Linked DNA regions of Homo sapiens: region 2 is linked to region 1. The links are chromatin contacts, found by Hi-C or POLR2A ChIA-PET in ENCODE. All regions are on one chromosome and are shown on one strand. The core of a region is the stretch at or near the end of the contact, and the rest is flanking DNA. Distances in the headings are between cores, read along the strand shown. Region 1 holds the start of PAX9 (paired box 9). Region 2 holds the start of SSTR1 (somatostatin receptor 1).

The links. A loop is a pair of places that touch in the nucleus more often than their neighbours do. ChIA-PET counts read pairs that join two places held with the same protein, here RNA polymerase II (POLR2A). Pooled maps may share reads with other maps.
Region 2: a pooled map shows a loop between it and region 1 (19-fold over the local background). The contact joins the promoter of SSTR1 here to the promoter of PAX9 in region 1. A Hi-C loop is called at or near these places in 7 of 50 pooled maps. POLR2A ChIA-PET finds 5 or more read pairs at or near these places in 2 of 52 experiments (activated CD4-positive, alpha-beta T cell and activated T-cell).

The regions. Positions count from the first base shown.
Region 1 is chr14:36,657,701-36,664,606 of GRCh38, reverse strand. It overlaps PAX9 (paired box 9), which reads right to left and starts at 2,747. Exons shown (of 4, transcript NM_001372076.1): 1 at 2,514-2,747; 2 at 1,084-1,710. The coding sequence starts at 2,517. It overlaps LOC105370455 (a long non-coding RNA gene), which reads left to right and starts at 5,858. Exons shown (of 2, transcript XR_943758.3): 1 at 5,858-6,063. RefSeq lists enhancers at 747-1,257, 1,258-1,767, 1,768-2,279, a cis regulatory region at 3,044-3,556 and a promoter at 2,816-4,013.
Region 2 is chr14:38,203,426-38,210,160 of GRCh38, reverse strand. It overlaps SSTR1 (somatostatin receptor 1), which reads right to left and starts at 2,257. Exons shown (of 3, transcript NM_001049.3): 1 at 2,057-2,257; 2 at 1,552-1,718; 3 at 1-1,115. The coding sequence starts at 771. LOC124903303 (a long non-coding RNA gene) reads left to right here and starts at 874. Exons shown (of 2, transcript XR_007064117.1): 1 at 874-1,079; 2 at 1,885-2,946. RefSeq lists enhancers at 1-106, 107-810, 1,794-2,455 and a silencer at 6,563-6,735.

The sequences.
Region 1 (6,906 bases), core at 1,498-3,997:
CAAGAAAAAAGTTAACGCCTTAAAAAAAAAAAAAAAAACTCAGTAAAAGAAAACAAACTCAGGTCTCCTGCGGAAGCCGGACTGGGCAGGAGGGCTCGGGGAATCCTTCTGACAAGGCAGAAAGGACGCTTAGGACTAGGCAAGGTCAGGGGTGAGAAAGGAAAGAAACAGTGGGGTGGCACTGCTTAAAACATGCAGGAACTAGATAGATATCCACTTGCATTCTCGGGGACCCGGGGACCCGGGGACCCCAAAGGAAAGTGGCAGGCTCAGGGAAAACTGAAAAGAACAGTAAAAGGACAGCATGGAATTGCCTGCATTTTATCTCCATCACTGCAGTGGCTGATGCCACTTCCCTTCCTAAGATATATACAGTGAAGTCTGTTAAGTTAGAAAGTGAATGGAGAGAGAAAGAGAGAGAGAGAGAATGTGAATATGACTTCGTCTGGGAATGAGTTACATGCAAGTTACTAGTAGTAACTTCGGGACCTCCATTTCCGAGGAAAATGAAGTGAAGCATAAGAACGAAACCAATTAGGTGACATTTGAACTTCCTGCCTGAGCAAATTTGGCCTGATTACCAGAATCGGAGAATACTTCAATTTCCAAGGCGTGCTGGACTCCTCCCGGCCAGACTTCTCCCGGCCGTAGTGATCCCCAAGCAAGCTGCTCTGCCCACAGCGGAGTCTGCAGCCGGCAGCCCCAAGCAGGCTCGGGCCTCCCGGGCTGCGCCCCAAGTCCAGCCCCGGCCGCACTCTCCAAGTGAGCAAGCCGGGCTGAGGCTGCCTCGGCGCGAGAGGCGGGGGAGGGTGGAAAATGCGAACCATGTGTTGGGGATGGGGGGATGTTATGGGTCTGGTAGTTTGAGATGAGGCAGAAGACTGTGTGTGGCAAGGAAACCAGGGGCATGAGTTTCAAGTTAATGAGATCAGAACACCCCCTAGGAAGACTCCTTACGTTTCCAAAGGAAAAAGCCTCAGGTGGTGGGAAAGACAGTGTCCCTGAGGCTGCAGATACTGGGACCTCCGCGAGAGTGCGGGGGCAGACGCTGCACATCCACACGCCCAGCCTCTGAGCCCCTACCTTGGTCGGTGATGGAGCGGATGCCCAGGATGTCGGTGACGGAGTGCGAGGAGGGCCAGGTGCGCGGCATGGCCACCGAACCGGGGATGGCAGGCACCCCGGGTGGCGTGGGCACCTTGGCGGCCGCCGCCGTGATAGGGCTGGGGTACGAGTAGATGTGGTTGTAGGGCAGCGCTGGCTGCGGCGTCGGCTGGTGCTGCTTGTATGAGTCGTAATGACCCTGCTGGGCCAAGTTGCCGATCTTGTTGCGCAGAATGCGGCTGATGGAGCTCACGGAGGGCACATTGTACTTGTCGCACACGCCGTCCGCCAGCAGGCGGTCCCGGATCTCCCAGGCGAAGATGCCGGGGTCTCTCTGCTTGTAGGTCCGGATGTGTTTCACCACGGTGGGGGTAGTGACCCGGGGCTTGCTGCCCCCGATGGCTCCTGGCAAGATCGAGCCCGTCTCGTTGTATCGCGCCAGGATCTTGCTGACGCAGCCGTGCGAGACCCGTAGCTGGCGGCTGATGTCACACGGTCGGATGCCCAGTTGGGCCAGTTCCACGATGCGAAGCCGGATGGCGTTGGGCAGCGGCCTCCCGTTCACGAACACTCCTCCCAGCTGGTTCACCTCCCCGAAGGCTGGCTCTGCAAAATGAACACACAGCGCGCAGGGACGCGCACCCGCTGCTTGGGACAGCTGCCTGCCACTGGGCCTCCCTACGCATCCGGGGACTGGGCGAACGCACCCGTCCCCTACTAACTACTGGGGCTGTCCCCAAACCATATGGTCCCTGAACATAGCCGAACGGCCCCAAACCGTCACTGTCCAATCGGACCCCCTCCCTCATTCCTGCCGTGCCGGAGGCCCCTACGGCCAAGTAAAGTGGTGAGATGCCGGGCCTCTCCGAGCGTTCAAAAGTCTCCCGAAGCAGGGGGAGAAATCGGTCTTGACGCCTGAACGTGCTCCTTCTCGCCTGCTCCTCACTAAAGTCCTTGAGCCGCTCCCTCTCTCCACCCATCCCATCCCCAGCGTTCCTTCTGGAGACCCGGCCAGTTAAACAAAGTCTAGGGGAAGCTAGAGGGTGTTTTATTTGTTGTTGTTTGTTTTCTTTTCTTTTCTTTTCCTGTTTTGTTTGCATGTGTGCGCGCGTGTGAAACAAAACTTGGTTTGCTACTCGGGCTGAGGGGCTCGCTGATGCCACAGCTCCCTTCTCTTAAAATCAGAAAATGGCATCAACAGCCACCCAGTAGCCAGCGTTCACATTGAACTGCTGTGCGCCGCTGACCCTTAGCGTGTTCCTACAACTTGTAGGAACACGAGCAAAGTCAATAGAGAATGTGAGCGCCTAGTGGCGCGCGCCCTCGCGCTCCCTCCCTCCCTCCCTCCCTTGCCCGCTCGCTCCCTCCCTCCCTTCCCGGCTCTGACAGAGTCCCCCGCCGCCACTCACCCATTGCTCCGAGCAGTACACCAACCCGGCCCCAGTTCCGCACTCCCAGACAGAAACTTTCCGCACCGCCTCAGTGGCCCGGCCTGTTGCTATCCCGGCCGACCGCCGGCGCCTCCGCTTCTTCCCAGGAGGAGGAGGCGAGAGGGCAAAAGGAAGAAGTAAAAGGAAGTCTGTGCCCCGATGAAAGAGGCTTGAGTTCTGCATTTCAATCTAAGCAGCAACGTGGGCTGGGCTGAGCAGGGCAGGGCGGCTCCGTCTATCACTCACTGGGGACACGCCCTAAAAGGGGCGGGTCCGAGGGCAAGCTGCATGGTGATTGGTGCGGGTCGGTGAGCGACAGCGCAGTCCAGGAAACTCCTTCCGCTGTCTCTTTCAGGCTAGCTCCCCACCTGGGTGACTAAATACAATGAAAATGGGTGTTTGACATCTTCCCAGAAGCGGCACAAAAAGACAGCAAAATCAGGCTGGTAAAATGCTGAATAAACAAATGAAAGCGTTTGGTCTGAATGTGAATGACTCGAAGGGAGAAGGGGCCCGAGGAGACCTCCTCCGGGGAACGATGGACATCTCAGAATTGAAGTTAAGGCTATAGGTGGGAGGCGGGCGCCACCGTGCACAGGGGTGAGGGAGTTGTCTTAGCAAAATCTGTCATGCGGGCCTCTGGGGACTGTCAGGAGAGGATCTGTGTCACCTGCCGATTCTACCTCACTTCAGTCCATGCCAGGTGGCGAGAGCGCAGGTGTGAGAAGATAGGCCGGCCAAAGAAACCAGGAGGTTGCGGGGAGCCCGAGCCACAGGTGGGGGCCACTGTTAAGGCCAGGGAGGTTCCTCCTACCGCCAGCTTCCTGCGGCGACCCCCCAGTCCAGGTGGACCGGCCAACCACTAGCCACACAGGCTCGAGGCACGGGCCACGCCGTGTGCGGGGAACTGAACCACAGGCGGCTAACGCTAGCGCACAGCCCCAAGTCGACCAATTGCCAGTGCGTGGGGCACTCACTACGGAGCCCAAGGCTCTGCCACATTCAGCCACTGTCCTGGGCCCCTGGCCCTCGGTGGCAGCGTTTGTGAGGGTTCTCCAAACCAGCGAGCCCTCTCGAAAGAGTTTTGTTTAAATATGAAAGAGACTTAGTCCCAAGACAGTGGACACCGACGCTGCACATGGATGTAATTCCCTCGTCTTCCATTAAGCTCCAGAGGCCCTGTCGTTCTGCCTACTTCTGAATTTTCACTTTTATTCACTGTAAGTCTAATCTAAAGTGTACCGTATGCTTTTTTGCAGCCAAAGTTATTAATATTTGCAGTTAGGGTTGTGGAGAATGTGAATCAAAATAATAAACAAGAAGAGAAATATTTTCGTGAATTTGGGAGTTTGTACTGCTTGGGGTCGTGAACTCTGTTACTGCTACTTGACAATCCAGAAGGCTCCTTGTGCACACAGGATTCAGGCTGCTTCCCCAACAGTCCCCAGGGATGTGTGTGGCTGCGGTCTACACCCAGAGAAGCTGACTGGTCCCAGATCTCAGGTCAGTAAGTTGCAAGAACCCAGGAAAAAACTATGATCAGCCATGCTTCTGCAAAGGAACAGATCTCCAGATTCCCACTTCTATGGTTAGGATGCACTCTAAATTCAAAATTACCTAACAGAATGGAGGATGTGAAAGGTAAAGATGAACTAAAACACCACTCTTTAGAATCGGAATCTTGGGGGAAATCCCACAACTAGACATACTTGAACTTGTCCCTTTTTGTTGGTTGGTTTCAAATGTTTAAAATCTTCTTGAAGTTTGACTTGATAGCAATTTCAGCCTGGTCTGACCTCCAATACCTGTTGGGTGACATCGTGTGGCACCGCCTGGCATTTTTACACAAGGAGAGCCTTCGGAAATCTAAAGATTTTAGAAGCAGCAGCTCCTTCTTAAGGCTGGTAGATAAATTAGTTGAGACTTTGCCGCATCGTAGGGGAGCTTATGACTCTGCCTTAGGCTTGCGGGAGGGAATGAACATGCCCGGCAACTTGACCAGGAAGGAATCCTCCTCCCCCCTCACAGACAGGCAGTGAGTATCGACCTCTGCGCCAAATCTGCTCTACTTCCGTGCACCCAGGGAAAATTTGCAGTCTGCAGGGCTGCTAGGCGGGTACAAGGATGTTCGCATACGAACAGGCAAGACCTCATGTCCCGCGGGGGGTCTGGGGACTCTGCGAGAGCTTTAGCAGTTCTGCAGCACCAGCCTAGACTGGTTCAGAAACTGATATGGTTTAGAGCTCTGGTTATATGGAGGTAACATACAACTCCCTCTTGTTCCTACCAACTCCTTCAGCTGCCACACATCTTCCCAGTTCTCACATAGGTTCAATGCCATCTCTCCCTTTCCACCTGCTGAACTTGGCTGTGACCATGTGGCCTCAGCTGCTGCGGATCCCCTGGGCGTGCCAGGGGTAGCAACTCAGTGGGCAGGGGGCCTGTCCGCAGCTCTGGCGGCTCCCCGCAGGCCCCACTCATGCCGGCGGTTGCAGGTACTGGGTGCTCTTGGCATTCTCAAGAGCGCAGGAAGAGTCAATTTTAGGTGTTTTGGGCCACTAAGTATCCGCGGCAAGCCGAAGACCCCGCTCTGGGAGCAAGAGAAGCCGAAGCTGCAGACAGGGTCAGCGGGATCCCAGCAGAAGAGGGTGATGCTGAAGCCTTCCCGGGGCGCGGACCGAGTGCTAGGGCGAGGTAGTCAGCGACCCGCTGAGACCGACCGAGAGACGACGGATCTGAGGCAGAGAAAGAGGATGAAGGAAGGAAAAGAGAGAACACTAAGGTCTGGTCAGTCCCGATGAATGTAAGGATGCAGGACCTAGAACAAGAACAAGGGTCAGCTGGAGTCTGCCGCCTGGTTACACTGCTCACTCTGGACTCAGAAGATCTCAAAGAGATCGGAAGAATTTCGACTAAAAGGAGAAATTTAAGACCAAAACCAAAACACCAGTAAGGCCTGCAGCTGGCTCAGGCCAGGGAGAAGCCAAAAAGCCTTTCCCTAGCCGCGTCGAGGCCTCCTCCGAGGGGCGACTCGCTCTCTGGATAAATATTTACTCAGTGGGAGACTGGAAGCCGGGCCGAGAGTGTGAAGGAGGGGGCTACACTGGGTGGGAGGAACCAGTACACTCGGCGCTGGCCGGATCCTTGTGTACACCCGCCCAAGGGGAGCAGGGGCCGGGGACTCTGGGGGCGACTCGGCCCAGGCGTGTGGCTGGGGAAGCTTTAGACCCCAGCATCGGATCGACCGGACTCCGCCCTGCCCTCGCGGACCCCAGCCAGATGCTGTGAAGTCTCCATAAATCTGTCAGCCGTCCCAGTGCCGCGGGCAGTCACCTGCGGCGCCCCCTTCCCGGCGCTAGAGCGGCCCGCGGAGAGACGCGGAGAAGCAACGGGAATCTAGCCCGGCAGACTGTACCCGAGGGCTGCCGAAGTCAGACCCAAGCACTACAGGTTGTGCGGAACGCGAGGACCCCTCCCTGTATCCCCAACCTGGACCGACCCCCGGAAGCCTGCTCCTCCGGGTCTACAGGTCAGTGATGACTGTGGATGGGAGGATAGGGCGAGAGTTGGGGGTGCGTATGCACGGGAGAGAGGTTGTTCTATTCCGAGTTGCAGTTATGACAAGCAGAGCTAGCAGAAAATATTAAGGAGCTGATTCCTCCAACTTGCCCCCTGCTGGGGACAGGACCCCCCCCCCCCAAGCGAGGCCCAGGCGACGGTGCCCGCCTCTTGTCCACTCGGAGGAGTTGCAGGGATTGTAAGACAGCCAGAGTCCGAGGTCCGGGACTGGGATTTTCATAGTGCATTGACTTCTAGCCGTCTGGGGGCAAATGCAGTAAAGGCAAGACCCTTCAGGGTCAGTTGGGGCATTGCGCGCGGTGCAGAGAGAAAAACAAGCCCAGCTTCTCCAGAACTCGGCCCTCTGCTATGTCCCCGTCTTGCAGGGTAAGCGGCCAGCTGAGTTTCCCTGAAACTGCAGCGGCAAGTGACAGCCAGAAGCTCGCCCCGCGCCCAGGGCGAGGGAGGGTCCGCCCTGGACCGCTGGCCCCTGCAGGATCTGCGCTGCGGGAGGGGATGGCGGCTAAAAGGAGCAGTCGCGGGGATTGGGGATGGAGACAGCCCTCAGGGGTCCTCTGGTGGGAGAGGAGGACAGGAGGCGCCCGCACACTGACCTGCGGCCTGGACTTGGAGGGACTGCGGACGCGCTAGCCCAAGGAGAAGCCGCAAGCGCACGGAGAGGAGCAGAGCTCGGCCGGAAGATGCTCGGAGAATAGCCCGGCAGCCTCTCCACCTTCTCATCAAGGAGCCTCACGGTTCAAGAGTCTCTCCGCGGCTCCACTAGGTAGCTAGAATGGCAGCGGGTTGGGTCGGG
Region 2 (6,735 bases), core at 1,008-3,507, 1.5 Mb before region 1:
GGCCTTGAGGGCCACCATGCGCATCTTAGCAATGATGAGCACGTAGCACAGGCAGATAGCCCCCACGGGCAGCAGGAAGCCCATGAGAAATGTGTACAACACGAAGCCCACCAGCCAGCGTTGAGCGGGCTCTGGCATGAGCATGTTGCAAGCCACCGTGCCGTCGCTGTTGGCCGCGGTGCGAGAGAAGACCACGATGGGCAGGATGACGAGCAGCGATAGCACCCACACGCCCAGGTTTACTACCTTGGCCACGGTGGGCCGGCGGTAGCGGGCCGCCTTGATGGGATGCACCACGGCCACGTAGCGGTCCACGCTGAGCACAGTCAGACAGTAGATGCTGGTGAACATGTTGACCGCGTCCACGCTGAGCACGAGGCGGCAGAGCAGCGCACCGAAGGGCCAGTGGCGCAACAACGTGGAGGTGACTAGGAAGGGCACGCTGAGCATGAGCAGCTCATCAGCAATGGCCAGATTTAGGATGTAGATGTTGGTGGCCGTCTTCATCTTGGCATAGCGCAGGATCACGTAGATGACCATAGAGTTCCCACACAGCCCCACCAGGCACACCACGGAGTAGATGAAAGAGATCAGGATGGCGCTGCCCTGGCCCTCGCTCAAGGTCCCGTTCTGGGACGCATTTCGCCCTGGCTCCTCCATGCCGTCCGCAGCGCCGGCCCCGGGGCCCCTGCTGCCGCCGCCTTCGCCGCAGCTGCCCGGGCTGGGGCTAGGAGAGGAGGAAGGAGAGGAGGCGGTGCCATTGGGGAACATCCCAGCTGAGGGGGGCCAGTGGGGCTGCCAGGGCTGGGGCTTTCTCCTCGCGCACCCGCCGCCTGCGCCCTCCCTCCCCACCCGACCGCTTGCCTGCAGCCCACAGCCGCCCAGCGCCTCCGGGTAGAGCGCAACCGCTGCGGGGAGCGCGGCTCCTACCGGCGCCGGCGGGGCGCACAGCCCAGCGGTTGCCTGGGCTCTGCAGTTTGCAGCTCCGGGGTGCCCGGGCACAGGCGACCGTGGAGAGGAGAGGCCAGGATGTGGGAGCACCGCACGGCACAGCCATTAACTGGCGCGGCTCTGGACTGGTAAATGATTAATAGGCACCACCAGCGCGTCAGCAGCTACGAAAAAAGGGGGTGGGGTGGAGAAAGGGAGGAGAGCACATAGGTGGCTTGTCCCCCCCGCCCCCCATTTTTTTCCTTCCCAGTCCTGCACTCTGCTCAACTTTAGTGGCTCCTTCCGGGGTTCCCTCGCAGCACCATCTGCCTCTTGCTCTCAGAGGAACCAAGAGAGTTCCTCGGCCTTACTGGAGGGCGGGTGGGAACCAAAGGTATAGATTCTGTCTCATTCCACTCCTCTCCTACCCAAAGCAAAGACTCAAACGGATCCATGAACATGGATGTCTGGAGTTCATCTCAGTTTCCCTCCATTGCTGCCCTTTTCTCTGGAGACCCCAGCTTCTCTCCCGTCCCGCAGTCCAGAACCCTAAATTCCCTCTTCCCACCCTCGCTTGCCTTGCAGCTCAGACCCGCCAGGGAAGTTCCGGGCCCTCCTTACCCAAAGTGCGCAACCTCCAGACTGAGACGTAGATGGTCGGTGCAAAGTGCATGTGCGGTCTGTTAGCAGGTTGACGATCTTCGCGCAGACCAACTCCCTTCTTTGCGCCTGGCCCCAGCACAGGTGCCCACGCAATTACTCTTAGAATCGCGGAAACTGGCCCTAAGCTGCGAGCGTTATGAGAAGAAAGGACAACCACCGTGCGTTAGGGGCTTCTGCGCTATAACACAGCAGGCAGCTTAGGCTATTGGGAGTGTTCAGGGACCTGAGTGAACCATTCGCAAATCTCTTAATAAAGCTCGTAGCGCTCAGAGCCCCCCGTGTCTCCCACAGGAATATCGACTGCAGAAACGAGGACGCGCAGCTGGGAGCTCTGGAGGAGCTTGAGACTCCCTCCAGAAACGTGCCAGGCGCGGTGTTGGGAATCCACCTAGGTGTTCACTCGGGAAAGATAAGGCTGCGCCGCTTGGAAGGGCTCCACCCGCGTCCCTGCTGTACTTTGTACCCTGGAGAGTTGGCGGGTTCTGGCAGACGAGAGTTTAAAGGCTTGGGCGGGCGGGGACGCCAGCTCTTCTAAATCCAGGTGAGGAGCTGCCGCCGTGCGATGACCAGACCTGTCACCAACCCCAGGAACGGCAGGGCGACATTCGAGTTTTTCCGGGAAGAGCTAGGATGTCAGCTCTTTCTGAGGCTTGATTTGTGAGCTGGCTCTGGGTCACGTGCCCAAACCATTAGGAGATATCAATGTAGGCAAGCCTGAAGCTCACTGACTTCATTTAAGAATCAAAACGGTTTTCCCGTAAGAAAGAATGTATGTTCCGTTATCAGGATTTTAAACGAACCCTGGGACTTACCACCATTCTTACTCTAGGGTCTCTTTGGCTTTCCAACTGTTCCTGTGGAAGGAAGAATCACACTCCATGCAACTTCCCTGTTCCTTTTCATAAACGTTGCTTTGCTCGGTAAGATCCCTGCAAGCCTTTATTTGAAACTAGCCTGTTCACAGGAAGAGTGACCCGCAGCAGCTTAGTGCTCTGCCTCCTTCAAGCTTTGCTGTCTCCAGTTTTTCCTTAGTTTCTCCTTCTCCTCAACCAGGCTGTGCCCGCTGTACTGTAAGTCTCAGTTTTCCTCCTCTCAGTAGAGTTTACTCCAAGGAGAGGCTAAACTCCTCATGGAGGCTATCTGTACCGGTCCAGAATGAAGAAATGGATGCAGAAATTAAAAACAAAAAAGTATATTTCCTAATGCCCTGTTGCTTTATCCAGGTAATCACTTACATATACTGCATGTGTTTTAGTTCCCAAAACTAATTGTCTTGAACAGGAAAGAATAACTTCTGTAGTGTGTTGATGATAGCAATCAAAGACTAAAATAAATGACAGACTTTCATAGGAATGTGTGCAATTATTAATGAGGAATGTGCTAGGATGGAATTTGAAATTTCATACGGCTGAAACTGTTTTAACCCATTATTTTACCTGAACAAATTGCCTTCTTTAAAGTGGAATGTACAATTGGTGTTTAGTTATATTTATTTTTCCTTTACAAATACAGCACATATGGAGAGAAAATAAATGTTCATTAAGTTAAAAGAAAAGAGAGTGGGTATTGTCCCAGAATCCCAGAAGAGCATTTTACTAGCCAAGCCTCATATAATGCCTTAGATGCCTCTGCCAATCACTGACTAAAGACACCTGACTATCTGTACCTCTGGGAGCTTGGATTTCAACAGTCATTATTTAGATGCCTTGGCTTTGATCATGGTTGCTCTTTGGGAAGTGTGTGATGGGAGTCAGTGAAAAACAGCTCTGTTGTTCAGAATTTCATTAAATTCACTTTCAGCTCATCTTAGGGAAAATTTCTCTCAATTTTGTGGCCTCATATACAAAAGAAGAAAACTTAAGACCTGACGTGAGAATGCTTTTTATTTTTATTTTTTTGAGATGCCACTTTTCACCCACTAGGATGGCTATAAGAACATTTTTAAAAACAAAAAATAAACGTTAGTGAGAATGTGGAGAAATTAGAACACTCATACATTGCTGGTGGGAATAAAAAATGATGCAGCAACTTCAGAAAAAAATTTTGGCAATTGCTTAAAAAGTTTAAAAGTTTAAAAGAATGACCATATGAGCCAGCAATTCCACTTCTATTTACTCCTCAAAATTGAAAACAGGTGTTTAATCAAAAACTTGTGCATGAACATTCATAGCAGCACTATTCATAATAGCCAAAAATTAGAAACAATCCAAATATCCATCAATTGCTGAATTAATAAATTGTGGTATATCCATACAATGGAATAGTATTCAACCATAAAAAGAAATGAAGTACTAATACCTGCTTCAGCGTAGACGAAGCTTGAAAACACTATGCAAAGGGAAAGAAGCCAGACACAAAAGGCCACGTGTGGCATGATTCCATTTATATGACATGCCCAGGGCAGGCAATACATACAGACAAGGTACGTTAGTGGTTGCCAGGGGCTGGGGGCAGAGGGGAAAGAGGAAGGACTGCTTAATGGGTATGAGCTTTCTTTTTTGAGTGGTGAAAATGTTCTGGAATTAGATAGTGGTGATGATTGCATAACATTGTGAATATGCTAAAAATCCCTGAATTGTACACTTCAAAAATGACTAAAATTATAAATTTTATATTATGGGAGTTTTACTTCAATTTTAAAAAGCATGAGAGAAAGACAAAGAGAGGGATTGAGATGGATATAAGCTATGCAGCATTATTAAATCTTTTCAGTTATGTATTTATTTTTAAATTATTATTATTATTATTATTATTATTATTATTATTATTATTTTGAGACAGGGTTTTGCTCTATCACCCAGGCTGGAGTGTAGTGGCACAATCACAGCTCACTGTAGCCTTGATGTCTCAGGCTCAAGTGATCCTCCCACCTTAGCCTCTGGAGTAGCTGGGGACTACAGGTGTGCCCCACGATGCCTGGCTAATTTTTAAGGTTTTTGTAGAGATGGGGTCTTCCTATCTTGCACAGACTGGTGTGGAATTCCTAGCTCAAGCAATTTTCCTGTCTCAGCCTCACAAAGTGCTGGTATTACCCGTGTGAGCCACCGTGCTCAGCCCAGTCATGTATTTCTAATTATTGTATTTGTGAACTAATCTATGAACAACAAAAACAAACAAACAAACAAAAAGGGTGGCATTTCTGGGCCACCAGGAAGGTGGATTGGGGTTGCAGCTATTTTCAAATTATATTAAAAGCAGGATCCCAGTTAGAGCGCTATCTTCCCCTCAGATCTCAATTTAATGTAAATATTTCCAAAGAAAAAGGAAAACTGATATGGGCATGAGATCACTTTAATTTGCAAAAAACGCAGCCAGTGAATAGTCAGGACTCAACAATCTTCTTGTCTTGTTAAAAACTTTTTAGGTTCACATGTCTAAAACCTTGAAAAGATTAGGAAGAGCTTGTTTTCTCCCTACAAGTTACCTGTCCTCCAGCCCTCTTTGGTTACCATCTTTCCTATGCCTCTGTGATATGAACATTTATAGATAGAAAAGAAGGAGATGTTTTCCAGAAAGGGGAAAATGAAATGTTCCAATTTAGGAAGTTGCAGATTCTTGAGCAGACTGATTTTCTTCCCTCACTGTAACTTTCTCCTACAAGCTATACTCTCCTGTGCTATCATGTACCAGGTGCACACTTTGATTATTATATTTATCACACTGTACTGTGGCTTTTTGTGTACTTGTCTGTACCCTCTTATAAATTTGTAAGCTTGTGGAGACCAGGGGCTTGCATTTTATTTATTTTTCTATCCCCAGCATCTAGTGCAGTACCTACAAAATTGCCCCAAATCACCTTGTTTTATTTTGTCAAGGCATCCCATGGATAGTACTTTCCTCTTTTCTAGATTATAAAATGTAGATGCAAAGAAATAAACTGTGAGCTCCTTATAAGTAGAGCTTTACTAGCTGAGGAATATCATCATGTGTATTAATTCCTTATACACTTAAATTATTCTAAATAATTTCAATTTGCATGTCCTATATCAACAATTGTCATACTGATGACTCATTCATTGATCATTCTTGGTCTTAAATTTCTCAGCAGAGAAAGGGCTCTGGAAAATGGGTAGTACATGCATTAGTAGCTAATGATGGTTATTTAATAGTGTCATGCAGTGTGAAAGTCATCATACATGGAAGATCATTTCCTTTTAATAGCAGTTTTGAGCCTCAGTTCGTTTGGTGGAATAGTAATTATCAGCACCTCAACTTCTGCTTATGTCAAAATCATTACTAATGTGGTTTTTCCAATCAGAGCCTGTGTTGATCCTTAAATGAGCATCTCTAATTCATACCAATGATAAAGGGCTGGCTGGAGCCAGGGATTAAAGGGTACACTTCCTGGAACATTGTCTGCAGCAGCAGAATCAGTGTCAGGTTTACAAACACCTGTCTGGACAGATGGGACCAAATTGAGTATAAGGGGCTAACACCACTCAGCAATATGGCCTACAGCAAAGGTTGTGTCACTTAAGGACCATCTGCCACTAAGCAGTTAACATGATGTCAGTCTAACGAGAAAGTTACCAGAGCACAAATGTGGCTATAGGGCTAAGAAACAATCCTGGACTTCATTTCTCAGGAATACCCAATCACAGCAGCCTTGGTAGCCTGTGGTTTAGTTCATCACCAACCTCAGCAAACTCACCCTGGCCCACTGATTTTCCTATTGCCTCTTCTGTGAACAGCATGACAGAGTCTTTTTTTGTGCTTTTAGCAAAGACCCATATGGTGTAACAACTCCTATTCTTCCCTATGTTTTCTCTACTACAAAATAATATTTCTAAAAACAAGAATTCAGCACATACAGGAAAGTATTCATTACAAATAATGGAAACATAAAAGCAGAACAGGAGCACATTCATGTTATCTGTATTATTTTGAATAGTCCTTATCAGTAATACATTTTTCTGTAATAAAGTCTGTTAGTTAAGGATTTTAAGATGGATGCATTAGTTTAAAACTATTGTCTCGAAATCTTTTTTCTTTTCTTTTTTTTTTTTTTTTTTTGAGAACGAATCTTACTCTGTTGCCCAGGTTGGAGTGCAGTGGCATGATCTTGGCTCATTGCAACCCCCACCTCCTGGATTCAAGTGATTATCTTGCCTCTGCCTCCTGAGTAGCTGGGATTACAGGCGC